Linked DNA regions of Homo sapiens: all the other regions are linked to region 7. Evidence: chromatin loops called from intact Hi-C (ENCODE). Cell type or tissue: mammary epithelial cell. All regions are shown on one strand. Links, peaks and the distances in the headings refer to the core of each region. The heading gives the core; the rest is flanking DNA.

What was found. Hi-C counts contacts between places; a loop is a spot of excess contacts. Peaks named below come from ENCODE experiments on the same cell type or tissue, not always from the same donor. Only the 100,000 strongest peaks of a DNase experiment are listed, where the experiment ranks them.
Region 1: it touches region 7 in a loop (9-fold over the local background); 37 of 110 quality-filtered maps call a loop at or near these places.
Region 2: a loop joins it to region 7, with 16 times the contacts of the local background. A loop is called at or near these places in 93 of 110 quality-filtered maps.
Region 3: a loop joins it to region 7, with 10 times the contacts of the local background. A loop is called at or near these places in 11 of 110 quality-filtered maps.
Region 4: it touches region 7 in a loop (5-fold over the local background); 2 of 110 quality-filtered maps call a loop at or near these places.
Region 5: it touches region 7 in a loop (9-fold over the local background); 10 of 110 quality-filtered maps call a loop at or near these places.
Region 6: it touches region 7 in a loop (23-fold over the local background); 2 of 110 quality-filtered maps call a loop at or near these places.

Annotation. Positions count from the first base shown.
Region 1 is chr3:28,284,612-28,288,976 of GRCh38, reverse strand. The region is part of intron 2 of CMC1 (C-X9-C motif containing 1); the gene reads right to left. Among named protein-coding and RNA genes, the nearest start is that of CMC1, 45 kb to the right of the region's middle. In mammary epithelial cell, for the core only: a CTCF peak has its summit at 2,185; no DNase peak of the experiment used is centred there.
Region 2 is chr3:28,326,861-28,330,860 of GRCh38, reverse strand. It overlaps AZI2 (5-azacytidine induced 2), which reads left to right. Exons shown (of 8, transcript NM_022461.5): 7 at 3,911-4,000. Among named protein-coding and RNA genes, the nearest start is that of ZCWPW2, 20 kb to the left of the region's middle. In mammary epithelial cell, for the core only: a CTCF peak has its summit at 2,108 (motif pointing right); no DNase peak of the experiment used is centred there.
Region 3 is chr3:27,886,255-27,890,619 of GRCh38, reverse strand. No RefSeq gene overlaps it. Among named protein-coding and RNA genes, the nearest start is that of LINC01981, 54 kb to the right of the region's middle. In mammary epithelial cell, for the core only: a CTCF peak has its summit at 1,853; no DNase peak of the experiment used is centred there.
Region 4 is chr3:27,310,316-27,314,680 of GRCh38, reverse strand. NEK10 (NIMA related kinase 10) reads left to right here. Exons shown (of 36, transcript NM_001394966.1): 7 at 343-384; 8 at 2,504-2,582; 9 at 3,665-3,732. Among named protein-coding and RNA genes, the nearest start is that of NEK10, 57 kb to the left of the region's middle. RefSeq lists an enhancer at 2,634-3,833. In mammary epithelial cell, for the core only: a CTCF peak has its summit at 2,419; DNase peaks (open chromatin) are centred at 2,420 and 3,090.
Region 5 is chr3:28,088,058-28,092,422 of GRCh38, reverse strand. LOC105377008 (a long non-coding RNA gene) reads left to right here. Exons shown (of 3, transcript XR_940674.3): 3 at 1,061-3,206. Among named protein-coding and RNA genes, the nearest start is that of LINC01967, 62 kb to the right of the region's middle. In mammary epithelial cell, for the core only: a CTCF peak has its summit at 2,658 (motif pointing right); no DNase peak of the experiment used is centred there.
Region 6 is chr3:27,131,999-27,136,363 of GRCh38, reverse strand. All of the region lies in intron 31 of NEK10 (NIMA related kinase 10), which reads left to right. Among named protein-coding and RNA genes, the nearest start is that of NEK10, 240 kb to the left of the region's middle. RefSeq lists a silencer at 1,907-2,066. In mammary epithelial cell, for the core only: a CTCF peak has its summit at 1,986 (motif pointing left); no DNase peak of the experiment used is centred there.
Region 7 is chr3:27,710,364-27,714,728 of GRCh38, reverse strand. It overlaps LINC02084 (long intergenic non-protein coding RNA 2084), which reads right to left and starts at 1,810. Exons shown (of 2, transcript XR_007095851.1): 1 at 1,687-1,810; 2 at 329-1,572. It also overlaps the pseudogene KIAA1143P2. RefSeq lists enhancers at 1-640, 1,312-1,997. In mammary epithelial cell, for the core only: a CTCF peak has its summit at 2,479 (motif pointing left); a DNase peak (open chromatin) is centred at 2,478; H3K4me3 peaks cover 1,705 bases.

The DNA of each region.
Region 1 (4,365 bases), core at 156-4,155, 570 kb before region 7:
AAATATTTCATATTATATATTTTTAAAAGATAAGATTATGTATTTGTATAAAATGCTACAGTTTACAAAGTGTTTTAATAATCACTTTTTCATTTACTTGCAAAAATATTCTTACAATCATAATTATCCACAAAAGGACTGTGAGTATACTTTAAAAAATTATAAAAATAAAAATTATAAAAAATATTAGTCAGTATGAAACAATTTATCAAACTTTATAAATTTATCACACAAATGTATTCATCATAATCCTCTTTAACAACACAAAGCTACATTTGCAATGAAGCAGCTAAAGCTTTCTTTTTTGTTTTTCCTCTCAACTATGATTTAAATGTTTATATTCCTTGTTTTAATATTCCAACACACAGTCAAAATGTGGCAGTTGCAGTTGTACATTTACCTTCAATAGTAACTATAAAACCTAAAATTATTTTCAGTTGGCTCCTTTAGTAAGACCCAAAATTTCCTAAAGAAACATTTAACACTTAATGTTACATTTACGGTAATGAGAAAGAGCAAGGATAAGTCAATGTAAAAATGAATAAGCTTTAATGATATTCTTAACAGGATTTTCAGATACTTCTACCACAAGATGGAGATAAAGTAGATGTATTTACACACGTCAAAATATATAATTTTATTAAATTATTTGATATCACTTGGCTCATAATCAGAAATATATGCTACTCTTTATGATAAAGGTAAACTCACTTCACATGTGATCATTTTTAATTTAGTTATTTCCAAAATATCTTTTAATAAAATAAAGACATATAACATTTTCATGTTTCATTTTACACAGGAAACTACCAGTATTAACGTATTTTTAAAAACACGTTGAAGAAGATTCATATATCAATACCAGAGCTGTTCAATAATTTTTTTTGTAACGATGGAAATGATTGATGTCTGCATTGTCGTATGTGGTATCCACAAGCCACATGCAGCTATTGAGCATTTGAAATGTGGCTAGTACCACTACGAGACTCAATTTTAAATTTTATATAATTTTAATTAATTTAAAATTAAATAGGCAATGTGACTACTGGCTAATATACTGGACAGCACAGAGCTATATTATAGCCAATTTAATATTTTAATATACATTGAAATTCAATCATGGTTTTCAGAGTGTAAAATAACACATAAAAACTGAACTTTAAAAATAAAATTACTATAAATCAATGATAAAAACTAAAGATTCTGACCATTAATAATGGAGGTTTTTCCAAAATCATCAGGAAAAAAATAGAAAAGCTCAATATAACGGTAAAAATAAAAACCAATATATATTAAAAGGAGTAAAGTTTATAGCATCTTTCGAAGGGAATAAAAGAGCATATATTAAAACACACAAATCTTTTTAAAGTATACCAATAACCATGTGAATTTTCAAATTTAGTATAGAAATGTGCTTATTTAAAACATGTAAATATCTGCACATACAATAAACATATTTACTATTTACACAAGTCAAAGTTAACATTTTCAATAATAGGAAAAAAAAATTTGCTCCCTCTTACCAAAACAGTAGGAGTCTAACTCTGCAATTACAAAGTAGAGCACTTTGCACCAGAGAAAGATTCCAACATAAATTATGTGGACCTCAATCAATACAAAGTTGGGTATCAATTAAACTAGAGAGCCAGTAGCCATTCTGTTTCAAACTGAGAGAAATAGTCTTACTAATCCAGACAAAGATGCCAGTCAAAGGTGCTGAAACCAAAAGGAAAAGTTTCATGATGATCACATCTCATAAAACGTAGAGAGGATTCATGAAGAAGCCACTTCACTGGAGTCTGTTCTTGGATTTGGGCAGAATAAGGGAGGAAGCTGATTTAAAAGTGCTATAGAGGTGACACTGAGAAGACAAAAGAGTGTTAGGAAGAATCCGAGAATTGGTCACCAAATAATACCTGAAAATGTGTTGACGGTTGGATTATTCCAGCACAAAAGCCCTGACTTTAAAATTAAGCAAACAAAAAGGATGTTTCATTAAACTGTCTGTATATTACAAAACTGGGATATATTCTTCTCTTTTGCAATAAATAATCAAAACCAGCTTTTTAATGACCAGTCAGGCTCTAACAGAAAATGAAAAATAGGCTCCCACATTCAGCAGATCTACCCTTCCCCCAAGATCTCAGTAAATTATTTCTACATGTGCTGTGTTAAAATTGAACCCCTAGAGGGCAACTGAGCTTCAATCTTTACTTCATAATATACACTTCAGTTCCTCAGCAGTTTATAGATACCATGACCTACTTCCTTATATCTTGGAACTTTTCCTCTAATACAAAAAGGAAATGGAAAGAAGAAAATTGATATATTCCATTCACTAATGCAAAATATCATTATGTAATACATTCTTTAACAGCAATCATTCAACAATGAAGACTATGGTACAAATAGGTATATTCCTGAATAACAGACTTCATAAATGAATATGTGAATATTAACACTCTCAGTAGGAATCATGTAGCAGATAAGAAAGACATACTTAACAAGTCTATTTAATATAAACGTTTTGCATAACTTTACATTCACTAAATGACATGTTAAAACTTACAGGGAAAAAAGTGAAGAATCCAATTTCAATAACAACCCTATATAAACTATCCAGTATAAAACACTACAGGAAAAACAATGCTTCTTCAAAGTCAAAATGTCAAGAGGTTCCTTGCTGCCCGACTAAGTTAACGCTATTTCATTAGAAAGAAGTACTGATATTCAAACAGGCCCACACAAAATACTGACATAGCAAAAAAAGTTATTCTATCAATATAAAAATGTACTAGCTAGCAAGGCCAACAATGATATCTTAGATTCAGCCTTTTTTAATGAAACTCAAAAATTAGACATATACAAGTATAAAATGTATGTACCAAAAAAGGTAGCATAAAAGAAAATGCTGCCAGGTGCGGTGGCTCATGCCTGTAATCCCAGCACTTTGGGAGGCCGAGGCAGGCAGATCACGAGGTCAGGAGATCAAGGCCATTCTGGCTAACACAGTGAAACCCCGTCTCTACTAAAAATACAAAAAAATTAGCCGGGTGTGGTGGCAGGCGCGTAGTCCCAGCTACTCGGGAGGCTGAAGCAGGAGAATGGCGTGAACCCAGGAGGCAGAGCTTGCAGTGAGCCAAGATCGCGCCACTGCACTCCAGCCTGGGCGACAGAGCAAGACTCTGTCTCAAAAAAAAAAAAAAATGCTGAGAATTTACCTGGACAATATACAGAATAATAATAACTAACTGATAACTTGGTCCAAAAGTCATGGGTTTTTTTTTTTCACTTTTTATTTGTATAGATGTAGGGGGTACAAGTGCAGCTTTGTTAAATGGATATATTGTGTAGGGAGGAAGTCTGGGCTTTTAGTGTAACCATCATCTGAATACAGTACCCTGTACCCAATAGATTTCTCATCCCTTACCCACTTCCTACCCTCACATCTTTCCTGGTCTTCAATGTCTATTATTCCACTCTCTGTACCCTTATGTACACATTACTTAGCTTCCACTTATACGTGAGAACATGTGATATTTGACAGAAAGTCATGTGTTTTTTTTTTAACCCAAATAAGACTTTTACATAATCAACTCTCTTTATCTCATACTACAATATGTATTCACTAACTGGAACAAAATTATAATTCCATCCATAAACAGCTTTTGAAGGAAAATATGTATTTTGTGTCACAAGTCCTTCCTCCCCAGCAGAGAAGGTCACCAGTACCTCCTTAGCTACTGTACTCAGCAACAGAACCATCATCTTGGTAAGGACAGAGAATACACACACATGCTGGTTAAAGACTCTTTCTCCATGTCACAATCATTTTCTTCACTAAATTCATCAATTAATTATTAGCATTACATCCTAAGTACTTAGGAATCTCAATAATCACAAAGCAATTTCTGCTCATTTGGATTAGAATCCATATATGAAAACTGAAACATCAAAGAATGCACTGATGGAACACAGAGTAGGAAGAAGCTGCTAAAGAAGGTGAAGTTTGTGTGCAACAGGGTTAGTAAAGGAAGCAGCCATATAATTGACAGGATACAAAAGAGGTCAAGGTTTACGGCTGCCAGAGCATACTTTCTTATTCCCTAAGAGTTTGCTAAGAATCCTTGGCCTACTGGAAAAGAACCTGACACCTAGCCTAGATAATTTGGCTTTTAACCTCCAAGATGGAAGTAAGGGAAGTAAAGGTCAAGAAATAGCCAACACACACACACACACACACACAGAAATCTAACAACAAAAACAGCCAAAAACTTATGGCTTATATAGAAGAGTGCTTTAGATAATAAATTATGTAACTTTAAGATACACAAATGAGCAAAATCTATATGGTTTGTTGCTATG
Region 2 (4,000 bases), core at 1-4,000, 620 kb before region 7:
AAAAGTTACTTCACGTTAAAGCCATACCAACAGTATGTATGTAAAGAATTGTGTAATTACAGCATGTTCCAGTGGCTCTCTTAGTGCTCATATACACTTGTGGTTTTTTGCAAATTGGTTTGCATTTGTATCAGGTAGACAATGTGAACTGCAAAACTGATTAGGTTTCTCTCTTCTGGTTATGTACTAGAAAACTTATAACCAAATTTGTGGCCTACTGTTGGTCAACTTTTATCATGCATTTTTATGTTAACCTCATTCTCCACTGCATTTTGTTTTGTTTTCTATTTTTCGCCTCATCATTTCTGCCTGTTTGCAGTTTATGTTCTTGTGTTTTGTTAATCTTTGTAAGTTACTTCATCCACTTTTAAGAGGAACAATTCAGATGACAGATTAGTTTACTATATTGGAGAAAGTATATAGGGATATTTCCATTAAACCATTAACTAAAGGTTTAGATATTTTTAAGGAATATTTTTCAGTTATTTAGATAACTTGCTTTTTTGGAACTCTCCTTTTTTGTATTTCTTCCATCATATTGCTAGGCAAATGAGGTGTAGTATACTGTTTCTCTATCTTAAGATAGAGTGAACCTTTTAATTACTGGAGGCCTTTTATATGATACTCCTTGTATAAAACATCATTTAACAATAATAGCCCTATCAGAAATTTAACCAATGTCTTGCCAGTGTCCTGTTTTGATTTTGGCTTTAGGTTGATGGCTTCAGTTTTTAAACCAGATCTAGACAGGGAGTCGCTGTACTTCTTTTGCTCATCATCTGTAAACTTACATTGTGGAACTGTGTTACAGATGACTTCCTAAAATGTAAATTCCAGGTTTAGAAAAAAAAAGATTAGGTTAGTGTTTATCAGGCTCTTCTGTGTTTCCTTAGTGCTGTGAAATTTTATTAGTTATAATAAGCATTATAAAAATATGGAATAAGTCAGAAAGAACACACCAATACCAGAGTGCATTACACACAATAAGGGTAAGTATGGTTTCTTAGAACTTGTTTTCTTTGGGTTGCAGTGTAAAATGATTCTTGCTGTGCCTTGCAATAAAAAATGAGAGCCACTTGTTTGGGGGGAACCGCAGTTGTCAAAATACACACTTTTAAGTCTATAACTCTTGGCTAAGAATATCCCATAGTTTAATTCTACTGTGATGATGGAGGATGTAATAGTTCAGTAAATTTTCAAATGCTAAAGAAAAATATGTATGGCTGAAGTAGAAACTCAAGTAAGTGGATTTTTCTTATACAAGGAATAGTTATTTGTGTATTAAAGAGTTCCATATATAGTGTCAATTAAGAAAGCTGGGCTTTTAGCTGTTACACTTTGTAAGCAGGACATGTACTCCCTCCTTCAGTTGTGGACATGCAGGTTTCACTTAAAAGTCAGAGATGTGAAGTTTTATACTGAGAAGTATAAAACTTATAAGATTGTGTTGGCAGTCAGCATATTGTAGGTGCTTGGTAATTGATGATGATATCAAAAATGTTACTCCAAAAGGGCAGTGATCAGTCATTAGACCGGGTTAAGTGAAAGACAGCTTTGAACAGCAACATGGCAGACTGGAGTAGACTTCTCAACCCATTTCCTCGTGTGTAAAATGAGGTTACTCACTTTACCAAGTTGGTGTGACAATGTAGGTGAAGTGCCTAGTATATAATAAGTGCTCAGCCATCATTATTTGTGCTTTATCTGTTTTTAGAGTTCTCATTTGAGAAGTTTCAGTGTAACATTTCAATATTTTAAGTAGTTGTATAAGTTCTTTATAGACAACTATATATATTACTAGCATTTTGCTTGTGTGGCATTTAAAGCAAAACTAAACTTTATACTCCCAGTTGGGGAACTGCGGTGAGGATAGGAAGGTCACAATCTATACATTGTCTTTGAAATACCTAGATAAGAGGTTTAATTGGAAGCCTGCTAAAAATTAGGGATGACAACTTGCCTTTTCCAATATCATTTAAATAATGGTTTAAACATTTTGTTCAAGTAGATAGAATTTAAAATAATTTTTTACACACTTTGAAGATTGTAGCACTTTTAATGTTAACTGTAAAGTGGGAAACACTAACTGCAGTTATTTTCTTATCCACAAGAGGGAGAGCTATACTTAGTAATAATTTTAGATTTGTCTATCTGTAGTTTTAAATTCAGGTTACATTAAGAGCAAAAAACAAGACTACATGTGTATTAAACTCAGTGACCTAGTTTTTAACTAAACCTAAGTTTTAAGCAGTCTTCATTAAATTGAACTGAAAAGTTTTTATTAGGCACTGTAAACGTTACTAGAATTGTTTATTTCCATGCCTAGCTGTGTATTTTAGTACTCAGAACTGTCTTCAGTATTTGCTCTTCTTTTCTCTAAAACAGGCACTGATTTACTGTCTCGCACCAATAATAAACTATTTTTAAGCTGTATTATTCATACCATGACTGAATGAATGAATTAGCACATGTTCAGTGTTTACACTTACTGCTATATAATGTGAGTAACTCTTCGGAAAGCATACTGAATGCCTAGAATTGTACCAAGAAACCAACAACTCTCTTCACACTTAAGACAGGTTCCTATGTGAAACATTCATTGTAGCAAACAACTCAGATGTTTTTTGGTGAAGTAGACATGGTTAATTTTGTGAACTAATTATTTGACACCTATTAAAAACTTGCAAAGAGCTCTGATTTCTAATATACTACAACTTAACAAATGATGTTTACAACAGACTAAAGCAGATTTTTCTGAAAAGCAGTGTAAAGTTTATTGACAAAAAGGTATTTCACCTTACAGAATTCAAAATATTTTATATATTATATATTAAATATAAACTATATTCTGTAATTTGAGATATTAGATTTCAAAAATGTTATCCTTTTGAAGTTTAAGTGTTTATGGCAACACAAAAATTGAAGCATAAGGTGACACGTTTGTCTAGTTTGATTTCTGTACTATTAAAATTACACTAGTATCTAAGGGGTAATAATTTTTTTTTAATGTTATAAGATTTAGTCTTACATTTAATATTTTGTGATATTCCTGTACAACAAAATGAGAATATGTGCTGAAGATTTTAATTTCATTTAGTTGGCAATTAAGCAGCAAAAAAAGAAAATCATGAATGTCTGAATATGAATGTTTAATGGAAAACAAAATCTATAAAAATTAGATTTAAAATCACTAATTATAATTTCTTAGATAATTGAGGTAAAATACTTTTAATTATAAAAACAGGAGAGGCATTTTTGAAGTTTCTATTTCTGTTTCATATAATCTTCCCTCTCTAGCTTCTTTTTCCTTACCAGGAAATCATCTGGCTCTTCATGTCTTGTGCTGTCATGTCACATTGGTTTAGAACCAACATTATGAGACAGCCCAGTCAAACATAAAGAATGTAATGCATGAAACCTAAATTTTATTTTAATGTAGACTTGGATATATATTCAGCAGTTGATATATCATTTCAATTCACAGTGTCAAAACAATCAAAAGATAAATACAAATTGATCCATATTTGAATGAATGTAACTTTACTCTTAATCAGATTTGCAAATAAAGAATGTATTTCTTACTACTTACTAATTAATAGCTGCACATTACAGCCTAAAATGAAATCTCAGTTCTGAGACTCTGCAAGAAGCTCTTATCAGTTATAATTTTATTTTTATTATACCGTTTAATATAATAGTTAATTGCTACATATCAGATGGACAGTGTTATTCTTTCAAGATCTTTTCACTTATTAATGCCCTAGTTAAATATCTTTCAATTGTTTTTTTCAGTTTACATCATCTCAAAACTAATTGGAGCAGAAACTTGATCTGCATATTTCTAAAGTTATTCCCTTTTGTCTAAAAAAGAATGATGAGTATTAACTTTTTGTAAAAAAATTTATTTCAGTGATAATATGCAGCATGCATACTGGGAACTGAAGAGAGAAATGTCTAATTTACATCTGGTGACTCAAGTACAAGCTGAACTACTAAGAAA
Region 3 (4,365 bases), core at 141-4,140, 180 kb before region 7:
GGTGGCTCCAACATGTAGACAAAATGGATAACCAGTAAATTTGAGAATATAAGCCTAATTCTAGTGCCTCTTAAGAAAAGTTTTCCTGTCTTGTCTCATTTTGAAATATCTCAGAGAGAGCGAGAGGGAGAGGGGAAGGAGGAAAGAGAGAGCAAGAGAGAGAAAGAGAGAGAGAAGTTGGCGAAGGGAATGGGAGAGTTGGGATATGTCCTCTCCTCTGAAGGTCTTGCTTTTGTCAACTTTCACCATACAGACATACACATATTCAACTTAAGACAAGCCCATTTTCAGTACCTCTCAGAAGTATATGTCTAGACAGATAAATATAGTTTATAAATTAAATGTTCACTGTAAAATTTTGGTGAATATCTAATAATTTCTTTAAATGATTCTATTTTAAATTAGTAGAGCCAGTCAGAGAGGGCTACCACTCTGATTTGGAATTTATCTGCCAAATAATTTACACACTCACTGAAGTGTGAGCTACTTCAACTTACAACATATTTTCCTTCCCTTCTAATTCTATAGCCCTTTGTCTATTCCTTTCCTTTGACATTGCACTTTCTATAATATCTAAATAATAATATATTATATATAATTAATAACAAAGTCTATAATATCATATGCATGCCTTTGAATGGCTGCTCAAAGAAGTGACGTCAGGGTTAGGGAAATCTAGGTTTGAAAACTGGCTTTCTCAGTTACTGGCAGTGTGACCTTGAGTTTGTTTCTGCATCTCTCCGAGCCTCAGTTTTGCCATTTATAAAACAAGGTTAGTAATACTTTGCAGGGTTAGTGTGAACATACGACGCAAAATATTTAAACTACCCAATGCCTGGTGCATTAGTCCTCAACAAACAAAATGATATTAAGATTTCCTCTTTTCAACTGGTCTTAAGCTCCTTTATCCTTTTTAAGTGTCTTCATCTTTATTATCTCATATACTTTCCTCACAAATAAGATAGGCTAGAAGTTATCTCTGGGTCACAGAAGAGCGAGCTGAAGTGCCAGACAGATAATGGGATGAGTTCAAGAGACAATTATTCATTCTCTTTATAAAAGATGCTTATAAAGGGAAAAATCCTTAGCAGCAATCTAATTGGGGAAAACAAGAAAAAAAACACAAGGCTAAATGTAGTCATCCACTTTGGTAGATCTGAAAATGAATACCAGCGTGAGCAAAGTCAACAGGGGAAAAATATGCTTTTAGTATTTAAAATTCATATTACTCAATGAAAAGTGATGTTGTGGTTCGGTGGCTGGATGGCAGGTGTTAGGTCTTTTGCTTTTCTCTCTTTTTTAAATTTAACCTTCTTGTTTCATCTCTTCCTTTATTAAATAAAACGTGTAATGCCAGAGATGAGATAGCATATATATGTATTCATATTTCTGTATAAATATACGTGTAGTACGATTCTTACATTCGATTGAATGAATCAGCATCTCCAGGGATGAGACTGAGATACCAGTATTTTGTAAAGCTTTCCAAATAATTCCACTGTGCAGTGAGTCTGAGAACCAGGGGTCTTGACCAATGTTTCTGGAGCAGTAATTCTGGAATAGGACTGGGATTCTGCATATCTGACACACTTGCTTCCCAGTGATACAGATTCTCTTGGTCCTTGGACTGCACTGAATAACAAGGCTATAGGGGAATCCTATTCCTTCATTTTTGAAGTATTAGCACATGAGTTACGAAATCACTTTGGGGGCCTGCTTCATTATTTATGAAAATGAGGGTTTAGGCTAAATCATCTTCAAGCTTACTTTGCCACTCCAGACCTTGCCTTATTACTAGCAAGACCAGGAGTCTCTTGTGTTCCACAAGGGGTCAGATCACTGCTGCTTCCAGCATTTATTGAACATTTGGCTGTAAGGCTGTAGAACAGTAGCTCCTACTCCCCATGGGGCGGAGTGAGGCAGGGCAGGTTAACCCTCTGTGTGCACCAAAATCACATGGAATGCTCATTTTAAATGTCCTAGAGCCCTCCCTCCAGAGATGCTGATCTCATGATCTGGGCTAGAGCCTAGAAATGAGTGGTGTTAACAATAATAATAGTTAACATTTATTGTATGTTTGCTATATATCAGGGACTATTCTGGAATTTCAAATCCTCACAGTGATCCTATGAGATCAAGACTAGTGTTATCCCCAATTTACCGACTGAGAAACTGATAAAGAAGTTAAATAATTTGACCAATGTCATCCAATTAGAAATTACAGACAAGGGATTCTACTATGAGAAAATGTAGCACAGTTAGATATTGAGGTCCTTGACTCAAAGAGTTTCTAATTAGAAAAAGGAAAGAAAGGTGGCTGGGTGAGGTGGCTCACACCTGTAATCCCAGCACTTTGGGAGGCCGAGGCTAGTGGATCACTTGAGGTCAGGAGTTCAAGACCCGCCTGGCCAACATAGTGAAATCCCATCTCTACTAAAAATACAAAAGTTAGCTGGGTGTGGTGGTAGGCCCCTGTAGTCCCAGCTACTCTGGAGGCTGAACCGGAGAATGGCTTGAACCCTGGAGGCAGAGGTTGCAGTGAGTGGAGATCATGCCACTGCACTCCAGCCTGGGCAACAGAGCAAGATTCCATCTCAAAAAATAAAAACCAAAAATTAAAAAAAAGGAAAGAAAGGAAAAATAAAAGTGAAAAGTAGTAGGGCTAGTAGGCAGGGGAGTAAGGATTCACAGCCTGAGAGGCTGGCTGGAGGTCCCAGACTTTGACCTAGCCGGTTCTGCTGCAGGTGGCTCCCAGATCACTCCTTAAGTTTCCATTTATAGATCCACTGAGCCAGCAAATGAGCTGCATAGGGTTTTCCAGGGAGTTTTTGTAAACTACAATCTCCTGAACCCTCCTCTTTTGTATTTTGACTCCTAAGGTCCAGCACAAAGCCCTGGAATCTGCATTTTAACAATCATACCCTTCTCGCCGAAGTGATTCTGATGCACAGCCAAATTTGGGAATCACTGGAAGAATAGGACTTAGAGGCTGTCAGCCTCTGGCCACTTCACATCTCTGTGTCTTTATTCACTCATTCATTCTTTCTTTTAACAATTAGCAAACATTTGAGCACCTACTGTATGCCTAATACTGGATGCTGGAGATTTAATGGCAAACAAAACAGATAGAAATCCCTCTTCATGGAGCTTACATTCTGGTTCATTGGAGGGTGACAATGGAGAAAAATTAAGTAGCAAAGAGAGTCAGGAGGAGTGCAAGTTTGGAGTGCCCAGGAAAGACCTCACAGAGAAGATGACATTTGAGTAAAGATTTAAAAGAGAGGGCTGTGGGAAGGGTATTCCTGGCAGGGTGAGCAGCTCATGCAAATGCTCTGAAGTAGGAGTGTGCTTGGCATATCTAAATAACAACAAGAAGGCCAATGTAGAAGGACCTGAGTGTGTAAGGGAGACTAGAAGGAAATAAATTCAGAGAGGTAACAGGGAATACATCATGCAGAACTTTGTAGGCCACTGAAAGAACTTTGACTTCATTCTGAGATGGGAGGCCATTAGAAGGTATTGAGTAGAGTTATCTCATCTGTCTTATGTTTCAAAGGATCCCCTCATTGCTGGGTTAATAATAGACTACAGCAGGGTAAGGGCAAAAGCATGGGGACCAATTAGGAGGCTGCTGCGATTATCCAGGTGATAGATCATACTGGCTTGGACCAGGGTGGTAGTTTTGAGGTGATGGGAGATGAATACATTCTGAGTATATTTGGAAAGTGGAGAAAACAGAATGTGCTGAAAACTTGGTTTACAAGAGGAAGAAGTAAATGATCTTCTTTAGTAAATTTCAGTCACTGATTCATTTTAAAGAATATTACCTGGGCATTGTGGTGTACACAGGTATGTGCTGGTCACTGTGCAAAAGCTTGGGAGGTACATTGATAAGCTAGACATATGGTACCTGTCCTCCTGGATCTTACATTTGAGTGGCACGGGGACAACATGTACCTAATTGTCTGGGTTGTTATGAGAATATAAGGTGCATAGTACAGAACCTGGCACATAGTTGCACTCAATACATAGTTGATATTGCTATTATATAGGATACTTAGCATTTGGCAATGTGTGGGGACATTTTCTGTTTTCATAAATGGCAGGGGTGGGGGCAGGAGGGAGGAACCAGGGATACTGCTAACAGTCCTATAAAAACAGGACTGCCCCCCTTTCCTCCCCACCTCTCTCTCCACTGAAGAATTATCCAGTCCCAAAATGTCAGTAGTGCCCCAGGTTAAGAAACCATGAGATGAAGAAAAGGTAGGTAAAGTTATCACCCAAAATCATAATCATGTGGTCATAAACAAAACCAGTGGTTTGAGAGGAAAAGTGTCCACACTTTCCTAAGTGTTATGGACTCTG
Region 4 (4,365 bases), core at 239-4,238, 400 kb after region 7:
TCATCTGTAACATGAGAATATTGAATGAAATGGTGTCTAATGGCTCTTCTCAACTCGAACATTTTATGATGACACAGGAGGAGTTAAGAAGAATGAAGGGGCAGGCTGCGGTTCTGAGCACAGATTTATTCTCTTGATCTCAACCCAACTTTCATATTTATTAATAGTTTATTTTAAAGGTAGTATGAATGACATACTGTAAGTTTTCCGTATTTATATTAGAATGTAGACCTTCACAATATAATTATAAATATGACAACTTAGTAAAGAAATTGCATGTAAAATATACTTCCCCCTCCACCCTCATCATTTACATGTGTTTTGTTGCTTTTATTTTATTAGGAAATACTCCATAGCTTGGGTGGGATTGAAAACCTAGCTCAGGTAAGATTCCTTTTGTGGTGGCTGGTCTTGCCTTTTCATTTTGTGCCTGCTATGAGCAAGAATTAAAAGGGTATGTGACAGAAGGTGGCTTTCCTATGTTATGCTGTCTGCCCCAGAGAGGGACAGACAGCGTTAAGTGTGAGTGTGAGGCATGATACTCACAGAGCAGGGAGGAACCCACCACATTTTGTTCTGGCTAATTGGGCTCACTTTACTCAGCCTGATGAAATGAGAAAGTGCTATAAAAGGTCACATGTCTTTAGCTAGTAATAATAAGAAATAGGCAGCCAGGTGCGGTGGCTCACACCTGTAATCCTCGCACTTTGGGAAGCTGAGGTGGGTGGATCACCTGAGGTCAGGAGTTTGAGACCAGCCTGGCCAACATGGTGAAACCCCGTCTCTACTAAAAATACAAAAATTAGCCAGGCATGGTGCCAGGTGCCTATAATCCCAGCTACTCGGGAGGCTGAGGCAGAGAATTGCTTAAACCTGGGGGGCGGAGGTTGCAGTGAGCTGAAGTTGCACCACTGCACTCCAGCCTGGGCAACAGAGCGAAACTCCGCCTCACAACAACAAAAGGGGCGATGGCTGGAAGGCTGAAGCCCTTAGCATTGTATATACCATATGGTGGGAGGAAAAGAAATATGTATATATATATGCATATATATTTGAAACGGTGTCTTACTATGTTGCCTAGGCTGGTCTCAAAATGCTGGGCCCAAGCAATCCTCCTGCTTCAGCCTCCTGAGTAGCTGGGATTACAGGTGTGTGCCACTGGGCCTGGCAAGATAATAAACTGATTATGAAGATGTTCAAAACATTTTCAAACAAGAAAATGATTACTGTGCTCACTAAAATACTAATAAATAGATGACAAAGAAAGGAATGATCTTGACCTTATTTATTTTTCTGCTTTGCTAACTACTGAGCGAGGGTAAGCAAGTGAATATATATACTGAGCAACTCAGAGGCTTGCATTTATTAATACAATAAAACAAAATTTCTTTTTCTTTCTTTTTCTTTTTTTTTTTTGAGATAGGGTCTCACTTTGTCACCTAGGCTAAAGTGCAGTTGTGTGATGTCAGCTCACTGCAACCTCTGCCTCCCAAGTTCAAGTGATTCTTGTGCCTCAGTCTCCCAAGTAGCTGGGATTACAGGCATGCGCCACCATGCCCGGATCATTTTTTTTTTTTTTTGTATTTTTAGTAGAGACAGGGTTACACCATGTTGGCCAGGCTGGAATAAAACAAAATTTCTGATCACGTTTTTGAGTTGGAACAGGCTAGTCTCCTAAAACCTGTATAATGTTTACAGAAAGAATGATTTTCATAATAAACATGTGGCCCTGCAAACTCATTCTGAATAATTAATGGAAGATTAAGTTGGTGGCAATTTAACATTAAATCTACTTTATTTTATTATATTCTTAGAAAATTGATTCATGTTTATTTTTTGTTTTCAAGAACCTTTTAAATTGACTAGAGGTGTACCTCATTTAATAACTTAATATTTCATAAGATTATGTTACAAAGCATCTTCTTATCCATTTTAACTTCCATTATAATATTAGAAATTACCTGTTTCCCTGAGCCTGTTTCTTATTATAATCATTATCCACAGTGAGAATTATCAGACTACTCAGTACGCATTTTATTCTGATTATTGCTAACTGCATGTATGCTGGTTAGACATATATTCAGAGCTTATATACGTCAGTAAAATATATACAATGTATTATAAAAAATTCTCCTAAAAAGATACATTGAAGAATAAACATTCTATATACTATGTATTATGTATCTTATATGTATCTTGTATTTGGATACTAAATTACACAACAAACTTACTTAGTTAAGAGTCATTTTGAGACTTTTGAGAGTTTATAGAGTCTTGAGATGGTCTTTCCCTCAACTTCATAGCACGCAAGAGAAGCCAAAGAATCTAGAAACCCAGTCACCTTTTGCACTTGAGCGATAACTGTTCCAGGAGCATGAGAGTATTATTTGATGAATCTGTTTTGCCACCTACAGTTTATTTTAAGAACTGCAGCATCTTGTTCCTTGCTTCCTTGGGTGCTTTTGGTGTCCTGACTGGCTTGTTGGTTTGGTCCTTCATGCAGTATATGGAGATTGTAGCCAATGAGTACCTCGGCTATGGAGAAGAGCAGCACACTGTGGACAAGCTGGTCAACATGACATGTAAGTGTTATTGCAGGGACACAGCCATTTTTGTGGACTTGCTAGAAAAAGCAGTATGGTGTTTGCAGCAGGAAACAAGGATACTTTAAATATTTATTAATGTTCGCACACACAGCTCAGGTGTTGAGCATCCAGGCCAATTGTTATATTCAGTGGCAACATACAGCCAGAAGAAAGATGTTTAGATTACAACCTTTACCTTGAAAAGCACAATTTATTTAATGCAAGAGAGGCTTCCATAAAAGCAAATTTTGGTAAAATCTATTTTTGCGTCTTTTTATTTCTGTTAAAATGTCAGAGACTATCCAGTTTTTTTTCTATAAAGTTGGGTTAATCATGATTGCCTACCTCATAGAATCTGAAACATCCAGAGCATGAAAAAGAAAAATAACAACAAACCTTATCTGATGCTGCGAATGTGAAAACATTGGACTGTGAGTGTGAGGTATTCCTTAGTCACTCAATCTTCTCCCGTTGGAGGCTCTTCCCAGCCCTGCTGTCCTGCACTCCAGCTTTGATGAGTCACAGACGTCCTGCCGTGTGGGATGCCTGTCCGTTTTCTTTGTGTGACTGGACTGGCTCTTCATATCTGCTTGTGGAGCAGCACAGTGATTCTCAGATCCAGGGAGAGAAGAGTTTATGGCAAGCCCTGGGCACTAGGAAGTCTCTTTGAGGATGACTATTTTCCTCAGCTGAGGAAACGTGCAGGTTCCTCTCATTTGCTGGCCTTCCCTCTCTTCTTTATAAGTTGAAATCTTCACAGAGAGGATCTTTGAAGAATAGGCCTCACTTTGAACTGGTAATGATGTTAAGGAACTTCAAGTGGAAAGAGAGGTTTGCCTTTTTTGGTATTTTTATATTTCATTATTACAATAATATTAGAAAATAAATACCAGTGGAGCTTGAGGAGTAATTCTTGGGGTAAAAAAGTAGCCATGCTGCTCCTGCATCTGTTGTTCCTTTTGTGCTGTGTTCCCTTTGACCTTTCTCTGCCTGCCCATATGCACTGCAGATCTGTGCTCCTGGAAGTACTCCCCCTTTAATCTCTGGATGCCTCTTTGCGCTCTTTCTTTCCTTTATAGATATTTTTCAAAAACTTGCTGCAGTCAAAGATCAAAGAGAATGGGTCACCACAAGTGGAGCCCACAAGGTGAGTGGCCCCTGAAAGAGTTAATGCTTCAGCTCCCTATGGCAATAGTTCACATTAGGGAAGTTCAGAGCCTTTGCGGTTAAGTCATGTGTAATTAGAATCCACAAACCTACCAGCCTGGCCTGAGATTGTGGATCTTTGTCAACCCTTTTATATTCTTTACCAGCATTACAAGTTAATAGAGATATAATAAATACAAGTTTTCTGGAACTCTTTTCTTTTTTTTCCTATGCCATTTAATACCAACTAGGTTTATTACTTAAATATTATTTGAAAAGCCCCAGCTATGTATAAATACACCCTAGGTGTGCATTTATAAATAAGTCAACAGAAATAAACAAAATGTACATATGTATACATATAAATTCCATATGGCATGTGGGGCTATATTAGTTTGAACCATATATGATTGCCATTGTAGGTCAAAACAGACTATATTTATAGCAAAACTGTTTAGACTGTAGCCATGTGGAGCCAAGTTTCAGAAACCTGTTGAGTTTCATATCCCGGGAAGCCACTTTCTAGTGTATATGGGAGCAAGATTGCCTAAAATGTGTTAACACATGCTGCTCATGGTCTAGAGGATGATTCTAGGTGATACACAGGTCAACATTTTTTGTTTCAGTAGCCAGC
Region 5 (4,365 bases), core at 215-4,214, 380 kb before region 7:
ACAGACTCTTACAATTACAGCCCATCAACCATCCTCCTATGAAGTTCTCTTTCTATTAAAGATAAAAATTAATCTCGATTATTTTCCTCCCACACTTGACATTATCTATTATCTGACTTCTATCTGTGCAATACACATGGGCTTTGTAACATAACTTTTCACAATCTAGCACCACTTTGTATTCTAAACCTCACTTCCAGTACTCCTCTGTAAGAAGCTATACCAGTCTCAGAACATACCTTATCATTTCAGGACTCCAGGCCATGCACATGTTTTTTCCTCTGCTAGAAACAATACATTCTCTTTGCCCAACCCCCACCCCACCTCCCCTTTCTCTCTCTCTCTTTCTTTCTGTGCCTTCTTGACTTCCCTAGGCAGAGGTGGTCTGTCTTAGTGTGGGCTGCAATAATAAATTACCATAGACTGGATGGCTTAAATGACAAACATTTATTTCTCACAGTTTTGGAGGTGAGAAAGTCCCAAGATAAAAGTTCCGGCAGATTTGGTGTCTGATGAGGACCCACTTCCTGGTTTGTAGATGGCCACCTTCTTGTTGTAGCCTCACATGGCACAGAGCAGAAAGAAAGAGCTCATGTCTCTTATTTTCGTAAGGGCACTAATCCCATTCATGAGGGTTCCACTCTCATGACCTAATTACTTCCCAAAGGCCCCACCTTCAAGTATCATCAAATTGGGGATAAGTTTCAACATATGAATTTTGGAGTAGACACATTCAGTCCACAGCAGAGTCTCTTTAGCAATCTGAGTGTCCACAGAATTCTGCTCATTTCTTATAGCTTTTGTCATATTGTGTGGTGTTTTATCTGTTCTCTCTCTCTCTCTTTCTCCTCCTCTCTCTCTGGACTATACAACCTTCAAGGGCTGAGAAAAATTCTAATTCATTTTTCTATTCCTAGTGTTTTAGCACAGTAACTAGCATATAGATCATAATTACATCTATTAAATGAACAAATTACAGGAAAAAAAACCCGGATGGAATATGGTAGCAAAAAAGCTGGGTACTCCCAATAACTTGACATTTTTTATTCTTTTCCTGCAGGTATCAATGGTGAGCAGAAGAGGAGCAGGGAATGATGAAAGACCACACATTCTCCAAAAGTCACTAAGCACTGTCTGCAGATGGAACATTCATATTTTCACATAGTATAAGTCATATGATCTTTGATCCTCCATGTATTGCTATCCAGCCATTTACTTTAGAATGTCAGCCTTTATACTGATATCACACACATGTTGTAAAATGTAGTGAAGATAAACGGGTGAAGTTAAACTTACAATGCTTTTGCTGTTATCCATAAAAATGCAATAGGTATTGCATAGAATTAGTTACAAGCACAAAACTGTGATACCCTATATGCCCCTGTTACAAGAAAGTTGTCATTTTACATTATGGGTATTTATTCGATATTTTCATAGTTTAATTACTAACAAAGCATTAATAATGCCAGATTGTGCTGACAAACATTGCAGTCTCTGAATAGGAGAAAGAATATATTCTTTGCACCATTATACAATGATTTAGAACTTTAATAGTGTGCTGGGGAAAAAACATGTATCTGTAACCTGAAATAGTTGTTTTACCTCCCTGAGTACAAAATATGTCACACATTCTCTCCTAAATGTATTCTCTATTTTTACCAGTCATTTTGTTGCTAAAATGTAAGATATGGGGATGGGATGTGGGTGATTGTCTCCGTCCTTTTGGGCTTCTATAACTAAAATACCTTAGACTGGGTAATTTATAAACAACAGGAATTTATTTCTCACAGTTCTGGGGGCTGGAAAGTCCAAGATCAAGGCTGTGGTGGGGTTTGGCTGGCGAGGGCTCCATCCTTCTTGCTATATCTTCACATGGTGGAAGGAGCAAACAAACTCCCCCAGCCCTCTTTTACAAGGGCACTAATATTATTTGTGAGGGCTCCACTCTCATGACTTAATCACCTCCCCAAAGACCCTACTTCTTAATACTAACACATTGGGGATTAATCTTCAACATATGAATTTTGGAGGAACACAAACATTCAGACCATAGCAATGTTTATTGGGGTGAATGCTCATTTAACTTTTCCCAGAACAATCCCTGTTAAGTCTGCTAACCTCCTGTAGTTAATGATAAAATTTCCTTCATTTTCCGAAGTGTTCTTGTTTGGATTATAAATTATGTAATTACCCTAATGACAATTAACTAGACATTTTTTTTCTTACTGTATAGCACCAGTATGGGCAATTGCAGTGGCTTTCAAACTTGACTACAACTCAGGGAGAAATACATTTTTCATCATAACGTAGTACACACACACACACACACACACACACACACACACGCACACACACACACACATACACTAGATAAAGCAAAAGCTTTAGGAAATGGTACTTGGATATTTTCAAATATATTTTAGTCTGTTTTTTAATTAAAAATCTCTAGTCATGATACATTAAATTGACTTATTGACCCACAGCTTGAAAAAACACCAATATTTTGGATGTGTTTTAAGGTCATAGAACACGCCTTCTGATTTTTTTCCTTCCCTAGGTAATCCTATGCAAGTTGCCAATCTTCTCTAAACAACACTCTTCTTCATCTATAAAGTAAATATTAATACCTACCTGAAGGTGGCAGAGAGAGTTAACTGAGATAATTTGGTTAATGAGCCTGAAATCTAGTCAACACTTACTAAAGGTAATTTCTTCTCCTCTCTTCCGCTTCTAAACCAACAGGACACAGCTGAAGTTCACAGGTTTGTAAAAGTGAAAAAATATTTTTCTTAACCCCCTGACCTCTAAAGTTTGGTCAGAGTGTTTAGCCACTGATAAAACATCTTTAAGCACTGTTACTTCTATGTTCAACTAAAAGAGTCACTTTTCAGTAATTTCCGGTCAAGCCCATCACAATAGCACTTGCAGCTTCTCAAAAGAAAAGAAAGAAAGAGAGAGAAAGAAAGGAAGAAAGAGAATTGAAGGAGGAAAGAAGGAAAAAAATCATGATGAAGATTTTAAAACATGTCTTATTGAGGGATGGGATGGTGAGGAAGTTGATTATAGTGATGGATGTGACAGACAGGGCCCGTACTTCTGTTTCTGTTCTCAAACTAACAGTTTTCACACATAACCGTTTTCACACATAACACATTAGTAGAATTTCTTTTGAATATTTGCCTTGGAAATAAAACAATAATAATATAGCATTTATTATATTTATTATATATAGAGTGTGTGTGTGTGTGTGTCTGTGTGTGTGTGTATCCCACATGTCCACATGAGAAATAATGAAAGAAGATGGAGCCCAAGTAAGAGAGTCCTGATGCCCCATAATGCAGAGAGACAAAGAAGTGATGAAATCAAGTACTCTACCTCTGGGCCGCCAGAATCCAGGCCTGGTTCCAGAGTCCTCTGGTTTTCACCGTGTTGGGGTGGGGCCTCCCCGGGTGCACAGCTTTTCTGCACTGGTTGGCATCTACTGAACCTTAGGTGATCACAGCAGTGGTAAAGACAAGCCAGCTTCCGTCTTTCCATAGTTTGTTCCCCTGTACTTCAGGAGGGAGGGGAGCCCCTCTATGGAATGCAATACACACTAGGCATCCTATCACTATGTAAGAACTCATCTTGCTCCCTCATTTCACATTACATCTTTGACTGTCTTGCTCAGTTGTTTCACCTTGGCTAGTTTTTACTCTTTGGCGAGTACTCTCACAACTCTCTTGTAGGCAGGAGCCCATTTTCTTTTTCTGAGTACTCTGGACTCCTTGCATGGTGCTTCCTGGGCAAGGGGTGCTCAACAAATTGTGCTGATAATTAAGTCATTCACTCAAAATATATTTATTAAGCACCTAGTGACCAAGACAGAAAAAAGTTACTATTGACCTTCAAATCACCAAATCTAATGATCATTCCTTACTGCTCATCTTCCTCCACCATTGCTACCTTAGAGGCCTCCCGTGCCTGCCTCCATTTCCCAGACTTACTGCTTGATTCTCCCTGGCAAGCTTTCCCTTCACCATTTTTTTTTCAGCACTTGTAAGGAACTGAATCTGTCCCCAATAGTACACAGTTTGAGTTAGAGCCAGGACTAGAACTCAGGCCTGCATATAATCAAAGATCAGAAAACGGCCAAATCTTGGTGTTTCTATTCACAGGGAGGAAACCCAGATGGGCCTACTCACAATACATGCTTCCAAATGAAAGAACGTTTTTCCCCCTAAGGACATTGTTAGGACACTGTCTAGCTAGAAGATATTCAGAGAAAATTCACTCCTTTACCTGCCCTAGGGAAATGGGAAAATTCAATGTTTGAGCCATTTACCCAAAAGAGTAATCCATGCTGGAAATTTTGCTGAAAGTATT
Region 6 (4,365 bases), core at 214-4,213, 580 kb after region 7:
GAGACAGGTGGATCACAAGGTCAGGAGATCGAGACCATCCTGGCTAACACAGTGAAACACCGTCTCTACTAAAAATAGAAAAAATTAGCCGGGCGTGGTGGTGGGCGCCTGTAGTCCCAGCTACTCGGGAGGCTGAGGCAGGATAGTGGCGTGAACCTGGGAGGTGGAGCTTGCAGTGAGATGAGATGGCGCCACTGCACTCCAGCCTGGGTGACAGAGCAAGACTCTATCTCAAAAAAAAAAAAAAAAAAAAAAAAAAATCGATCTCCTAGAGAACAGGCAAGCCATTTATTTGAAGCGCCTTTGAATTGTTTGTCTTCACAACCACAGTTATTGCCAATGGAAAAAAATGTAGTTCAGAATAGCAATGTGTTGTCCTCCAATGAAAATTATACTACTGACTGTCATTGGTGAAACGTTCTGTGTTTTTTCAGCAGTAGTGATGGATAAGACTAGAACCATCCATACCTGCTCATCTGGATCTCCTGTACTAATGGCAAGGGTGACCTAGATTTAACAGAATAAGATATTTAGGATAAAGTTGTATTTCTTAAATTGACTGCCATTTTCAGGGTTTGTAAATTCTAAGAGAAGTGTTATGTTTTGTGTATTTAGTTTGATAACAGTCTTTGAACATTCTGTTTTAGCATTTAGGGAAATATCCTCTTATGCAGTAATGTCAAAATAACTTTTTAAAAAATAGAATTAGGAACTAACTTAAATCACTTTTTATCAAATGGAGTCCTGTGAACAATGGATAGTCTTCTGATGTATTCTTGGAGATACTAGAGAATATAGCAAGTTCTTTAAAAGAATCCATATATTCTTCCATATGTAGAAATCTATATATTCTTTTCCAATATTAATATTATGCAAGTTTGAGAAAACCTAGTATAAAACATGCAGATCGGCTTTCATTATTTTGTTACTTTGTGTAGTATAGTAAAAACAAGCAAACAAAAACCAAGCTTTTAGGTGTGTGACTTTGAGGAAGTAATTATCTTTTTAAGAGTCACTTTCTTCATTTGTAAGATGGGGGAGCTTATGAGACTACTTGCCTCAAATGAAATAAAGTATGTAAAAATGTTTGTTTATTTGTTTCTTTATTGGAGATGGATCTTGCCATGTTGCCCAAGGCTGGTCTTGAACTCTCCTGGGCTCAAGCGGTCCTCCCACCTTTGCCTCCCAAAGTGCTGGCAATACAGGCATGAACCACCGTGCCTGGCTGAAAATGTTTCTAAACTATAAAGTGCTATCCTACAGTAATGCTAGTCATGGTGGCATCTGTTCTAGAATAATGGCTGTGCTAGAAGACGCTGCTCAGAAAGTATTCTTGCATGTTACATAATGTCTTTAAGCTCTGACTTCCTCACCTATAAAATAGTACTTGCTTTATAAGTTTGTCGTGGAGAAAAAAGTGAGACTGCGCATAAATGAGTAGTCATAGTGTCTGGCTCAAATGAATCATAGACATTAATATTCTATTCTTAGTATTATAGTCCTTACGTATAATATATTATTATGTTTATATCACCTGCAATTAAACTATGCATGAGTCATCATTTTGTGTAAAATTTTAAATTCTTGTATGAAAAAACTTCAAAGATGGGGTGCTGTCCATTGTAATAATTATTCCAGTAAGATCAATAGCTTTCTAATATATATGCAGCTTAAGTTGACTGAATGTTAACTTACTCAAATGAGTTTTTGAGGCTTAATTCAGACCATCAGGAGCAGTAAAAACAATTCTAACTTAACTAGAGGCTTCTCAAGTTAAATAAATCGCAAGAATTCTCAGAGTACCTGAATTAATAATCTGATACTCATAGCTTCCAGTAGTGGGTTAAGTCCCCTTTGAAGGAAGCTATGAGCCCACTGGTGTTCCACACTTTCAAAAGTTTGTCATAGCAGAGAAGGCTCGCTGCCTTTCTGTTTGACAGCCCCTTGCAGTCAGCTGGGCAGCAGCTAGAGGGTTCTGGGCCAACACTGCCCTCTGGTGTTTGGTTTGGGGAAGTGGCAACTTTTGGTGCATTACAAAAGGGAATTATCAAACCTGTGCTCTGTCCAGGTACTTTCTGGTCCCCTCATTACTCCATCCCATCTTCCTGCTAGGAATATACATGCACATGCTCCTCACCTTCATGTCTGTTTCTATTCTAAGTTAAATTCATTTCTCTTTTGCTTTTCTCTCTCACACACATATATCATTTATACTCATTTTCCTTCTCATCTGTCTTTGATTTGCTCCTTAATGCTGAGAAATCTCTCTCTCTCTCCCTGCACCCCCCTTCCTCTCTTTTCTTTCTCTATTCCACATTTTTTTAAATTTCCTCCTTTCATTTCATGTGAAAGGACAATAATAATTATGACTATTTGCTGGGAGCCGAGGAAGGGATCCCATCTGGATTAAGGCAAAAGAAACTATAATATTGACCTGAAAAGAGGTCAGAGGAGACTCAGTGCTGCCAACCTACAAAACATTTCAGAGTACACTGAAGTGCTTCAGTATCTCCAGAAGAGTCTTATTTCTTCGCTAATTAACGTATTTTGACTCAAACACTAGGATAAAAGATACATTTTTTATTTTTTGAGATGGAGTTTCGCTCTCATTGCCCAGGCTGGAGTGCAATGGCATTATCTCAGCTCACCACAACCTCCACCTCCGGGGTTCAAGCAACTGTCCTGCCTCAGCCTCCCAAGTAGCTGGGATTACAGGCATGCACCACCATGCCCGGCTAATTTTGTATTTTTAGTAGAGATGGGGTTTCTCCATGTTGGTCAGGCTAGTCTTGAACTCCTTACCTCAGGTGATCCTCCTGCCTCGGCCTCCCAAAGTGCTGGGATTAAAGGCATAAGCCACTGCACCCAGCCAAAGATATATTTTTAAAAACATTTTTCAATTGAATTATTTTCCTGTTTTATATAATTACAGTACTTCATAATGGGCCCTACATTCTACTATATTTGGGATGATGAAAAGTTTTTATTTGGCTGTGCAATCAGTGTTGTGAGCCCCTCCCTGTAGGCCCTATTCTTTGCTCTGCCATTATCTTTTATATGTCCTCCTGTCTGACAAAACTTGAGTAAATAAGATAAGGTTAAGTCATGCTGAACGAACAGTTACACCCTGAAATTCCTTGGCTTGACACAATAGAGGTTTATTTCTTACTCAGTTCCATTCGGGCTGCTCAGGTGGCCCTGTTCCTTCTTGTGGCTGTGCAGTCAGAATAGGATGGTAATGCCAAGCTCCTTGCAGTAGGGAGGACAGTGGTGGAGAAAACACACTGACTTTGAATTGTCTTATCCTCAGAGTGACACACATCATTTTTATTGACCAAAAGTAGTCACATGGTACTAACTAAGCCTGTAAAGGAGCCTAGAAAATAGAGCAGGGTTGGGGTAATAATTATTTCTGATACATTCTTCTTTCTTTTGATCTGAGCTTTGAATTATATTCTTGTTTAATATTGAGATCTCTTACTATCACATTTTCCTTTCCACTTAGCCATCTTTTTTCTGACTGGTTCCTCTTTCTCTCCCTTCAAGTTCTTTCCATAATTTAAACAAAACCAAATATTATTTCCACTCTGAGACCCTTTTAATCCTGACCCAATTTCTTTTCTATTATCCTTCTTCTAAATGTCACTTCATCTTTCTGTGCTTTCCAGGACTTTTGATTTTCTTGTAGAGATCCAACCTACAAAGCATGACAAATCATTTTTTTAATCCCCATTTTTTTTGTTACCATGTTTTCTAAGGTCCTACCATGACTTTCTACTACTCACTTACTAAATGTAACTCATCCTAGTCTGGTCTTAATATATGCTAATCTATCCTCTCTTTCTTCTGGAATGATTGGTACCTAAATCTGACCTCTCTGCAGCTGAATTTTCAGGAGCACTCCAAGACAGGCATCTGACTATATATACTACTAAAGCAGATATGTATTTCCTGGTCCAAAGTGTCAGATCCTATAGTACCAAGGCTACAGTGTTTGGCATAGTTCTAGGCATATTATAAGCACCTAAACATCTGATAAAAGTGCACCATTCTGTGTCAAGACTGTTCTTCACAAAATTCAGTATATGTGTGCAATTAATGAATAATTTGTTAAATGAAAAATAATATCAATCAATGAAGAAACAATAAGATAAATGGAAGCAGCCATTTGAAAAAGAGCAAAATAATATATTCCTTCTGAATCGCAGGGTAAAAATTATAGCATCTAGTCATGCTATTTGCAGTAAAATTTAAATTCTTACATAGTCCTATTGAGTGAATATTGTTACATGGGCCCTCAGCGAATGCTTTTTGTAGTCAGCTGTGTAGTGTTAACAATTTGTTTATAATGATTGTTTTCTTATT
Region 7 (4,365 bases), core at 205-4,204:
TTTACCGGGGAGCCAAGGACAAAAGCGTTGAAGATGTGCTTTTTAAGATATATGTACTGTGGATGACTGATTTAGATTCCGGAAGGGAGACTCATAGCCCCCCTATCCTGGTCAGCGCCTTCCCCACACCCCCAACAGCCCCCTTACATCTGCATCCAACCACCGAATATTGGGAGATGCGATGGAATTTCGAAAACAGTGCTCTCCTATTTCTGCCCTCTAGAAAGCCCCAAAGTGCTAATCACTGCCGGGATATAGCAGATTCTGGCCCTAGTCTATTTCGGGTCCTGTATGTTTTTGCATCGTACAGTAAAAAAGAACCTGGTACTTGTGAAAAGTCCCTCACAGTGTTTAATAGAAACGTAAGTGGCTGAGTGGCCCCAATTAACACCTTATGATAAGGCATTCCTAAGATGGAGTGTCAGACACCAAATTGTGAAGAGATGTATCTAATTAATCCTCCTAGGATGACACCGATAAACAAGCCTCTATTTAAATAAAGATCAAGGGCTCGGCGCCCGGTTTGTTTACATTCTCCGCCAGGGTCTCCTAGTATGCACCGGTGCAGGCGGTGTTCCCTGCCCAGGGAGGAGATACTGGCTCGGGGGTCTGCTGGCTCGTCCTGGTTCACATCTCCGTTCTTGCCCCAAATAAACAAAAAACCACAATAAAATCAATAAATTGCAATGAAACAGGAAAAAGCAGTGCAAAGAGGACCTGACTCGGAGTTGGAAATACTGTTATTTGCCGTTTTCCACTGGTGTTCTTTCCATCACCAAACACTTTTTGGTTGTTGGTTTGCGAGGGAAAAAAGGAAGAAGGGGGGAAAGCAGCCCACATGTAGCCTCTAGAATTCTTTTCTGCTCTGGAGAGAATTCGGAGCAGGACCTTCCTCCGGTCCCCACCCCGCCCCGGCACGAGTTCGCTCTGGGTGGTTCCAGAATTCCTCCTCCTGGGTGTAGAAGCTGGGAATTGTCGGGATGTAGAGTAGCTATCCTGGGGGTGGAGTGGGGAGCCGCAGACGTCTGGAAGGGAAACTGGGAAAGGTGGGAAGAGTCAGAAAGAACTTGAGGAGGAGGGGAAGCAGCAGATTAGCGCGCCATATTTTCAGCCCATGTTTGGGCCGGATTTGGAGCCGGTTTCAAGTCTGCAGCAACGTATCTTCCAAACCTTCAATGGAGAGTTTCGAGGCTCCAAATCTGTTTTTGGTCCCGGTTTCCCTTTTTACAGCCGTCTTTGATTCGCTTTAAACCTAGGTGAAAGCAGACTCACGGTCTTCCCTCTCCTCTGCAGTCTCTTCTTTCCGAATTAAACCTGCGTAGGGGGAGGAATGTAATTTTTTAAATCTCTGCGGGTGTCATGGAAACGCTCTGGAATAAAAACTTCCCCGCATTCCCTTTGATTTTTATGGACATTCAGCTAACAGTAGGAACAAAAATTAAGATCTTTCCTTTCCCATTCGCCTGGACACTTATCTTTCCGGCTCGCGCCGCCGTGTCCTCTACCCGGCTACACAGCGACTCCAAAAGTTTAGCTTTCACCCCGCGGAGATTTCGACAGCTCTGGGAGGCTCTTTTTAAAAGGGAATTTGGAGAAATCTGTTGCTGAGCACGATTGAGTCCCACTCTATAAAATACCCATCACCCCGCCGTCATTCCTCAAGTTTACGCTTTCAAATATGCGAACCCCAAGGTCCAGCCCGGGAGTAAGCCAATCCCAGGACCCGGTCCACCGGCGCGTGTCTTGAAAAGAATGTCGGAGGTCAGATTCTCTCCTACCGCTTAGAGGCCTCGGCTCAGCGCACACATTTGGGGTTCGCAGGGCTTCCGCGCGCCGGAACCCGACCTGCGCTGGATTTTCTTCCGGGCGCAGGAGCTAAGCGATATCTTGGACAGTCTGAAGTTACAGGCACCTTTTTCTTCTCCCCCCTCTCCCCCAACAAGACGATGGGACTCCAGCCTTGCTGGTCATCGAATTTCTCCTTATTACGACTTAAATGAAAAGTAAAACACGAGACGTGGGCGAGTGCGCACACACACATCCACCCCCTTCTTCAACTCTGGGAGTCCTCTGTGTGTCGCCGAGGGCACGTATGGAGTTCGCCAAGGGAAGGATTCAGCTGCCCAAATGCTAACCAGGCCCTCAGCAATGGTCCCTAAAGTGCCCCCGCGTCACATGGATCTCTGACCGCCGCCGAAGCAATGCATTATTTCAGGCAGCATTCCCCTCCCACCAAATACACATTAAGAGACACGAGTTTAATTTTCCCCTGCCTCCTTGAAAAGCTCCGAACCCCTTCCTATAAGCCCTTGTGGGGACAGCAGGGCTTGCACAATGACTTTTGTAACTTTAAGTTCTACCCAGGTTTCCCCACACAGTTGGAGTGGAGGAGGACCCCACGCCTCACCCTTGGCCTCCAGGTCCCGCAGCAGAGTTTCCGCGCGGGTCTGCAGGCTCCTCTCTCTTCTGGGCCGCGGGCAGCCTTCGCCATCTGGTGGCCATGGAGAGTAAGGATCTCCCCAGCCGAAGAGAGCTCCTCCACTCTTAAAGCTGCTGCTTTGTCAGGTCCTGAACAGTTCCGTCAAAAAAAAAAAAAAAAAAAAAAAGAAAGAAAAAAAAGGACCCAGTGGCGCGATCTCACTGCAACCTCCGTCTCCCGGGTTCAAGTGATTCTCCTACCTCAGCCTCCCGAGTAGCTGGGACTACAGGCGTGCGCCACCACACCTGGCTGATTTTTGTATTTTTGGTAGAGGCTGGGTTTCACCATGTTGGCCAGGCTGGTCTCCAACTCCTGACCTCAGGTGATCCACCAGTCTCGGCTTCCCAAAGTGCTGGGATTACAGGTGTGAGCCGCTGAGCCCCACACTCCTACGCTTCTTTAAAAGTTTTTTAGTGTAGGGGAAGGAGCCTGGAATTTGGAGTTCTGTGACTTAAGTTCTAGTCCGCCGCCCCTTACAGCGGCATTGTCTTTAGCTTCACTGAACTTCATTTCCTCATCTGTGAAGTGGGGATTCCAACAGCACCTATCCCGGCAAAGAGTACTGAGAAGGAAGAAATGAGATTATAAATTTAACTGTTTTGTAAACTGTTGAGTAGTTCCGAATATTAGTAGGTATCACTAATTACTAATTTTATAACATGTATGATAGTAAACTTAGATGCATTAGCAAAGGAAAGTTTTTATTAATTCAGAAATAATTACAAATATTATGCAGTTTGAAAAAGTAGAGAGCAATGGACCCCCATGTGTCCACTACCAGCTACAATAACCATCAATCCATGGCCTCTCTTATTTCTTCCTGTAATCCCCACTCCACTCTTTCTGCCACGAATCCCGAAATTCCTGTCCTCTAATCCACAATTATTTCCGTACACAGCCCTTAAAGAAAAGGACTCTTTTAAAAAAAAAAAATATATATATATATATATATATATATATATATAACTGTCATGCTATTATCTCATCTAAAAAATCAACAATCATTTCTGAATATCGGGAAATATCCAGGTACGTTTTTCTGGTTGTCTCATAAAGTTGTTCTTGTTATTCTTTTTGTTTGCTTGTTCCTTACAGTTGTTTGTTTTAATCAGGATCCAAACAGGTCCCACACATGTGATTGATGTATCACTTAATTCTCTCAGTCTAGAACTCTCCCCTCTCAACTTTTCTCTTTTATTTTTCCTTGCAATTTATTGAAGAAATTGGGGCATTTGTTCTGTCTAGTTTTCCAGGTTCTGGTTTTGCTGATTGCAGTTCAGTAGTGTTAACATAGTCCTCTGATTCTTGTTTTTCCAACAAAGTGGTGTTTTATTGATCTGATCTAGATTCCACTTTTTTTTAGTAATAATATTTTATAGGTGGTAATATTCCATGAGGAGGCTCATGATGTCCAGTTGTCTCTTTTGGGGGCAGGTCTTTGTACATTGATGACTGTCAGTTAGACCCACTATTTCATTAAGGGGTTGGCAAAGGAGGTAAATTCCAGTACAGCTATTATTATCAATTACATATACATGAGAAAATTTTACTCAATGACACTTTGAATGTGACATTAAACAGAGTAAGCCAAAAAGCCAAGATCTCTGCTCTTTATATATCATCACAGGAAAACAGAGAGGCCTTCTGGGGAACATGAGACACAGAAACCTAGGTGTAAAATGGACAAAATGCATAAATTGGTAAGACTTAGTGGATGAAACATATTTATTAAGACAGTCTAATATGCCCCAAATTGCTAAGAAATCACATTAAACCAGTGCATATCAAAGTGATAAAGTAGGTTTCCATCTGTTTTTCTACTCTCAGGGCAAATTGTCAATTTCCTGATGCCTTTAAAAATATATTTCAATAACTCATAAGGAGGA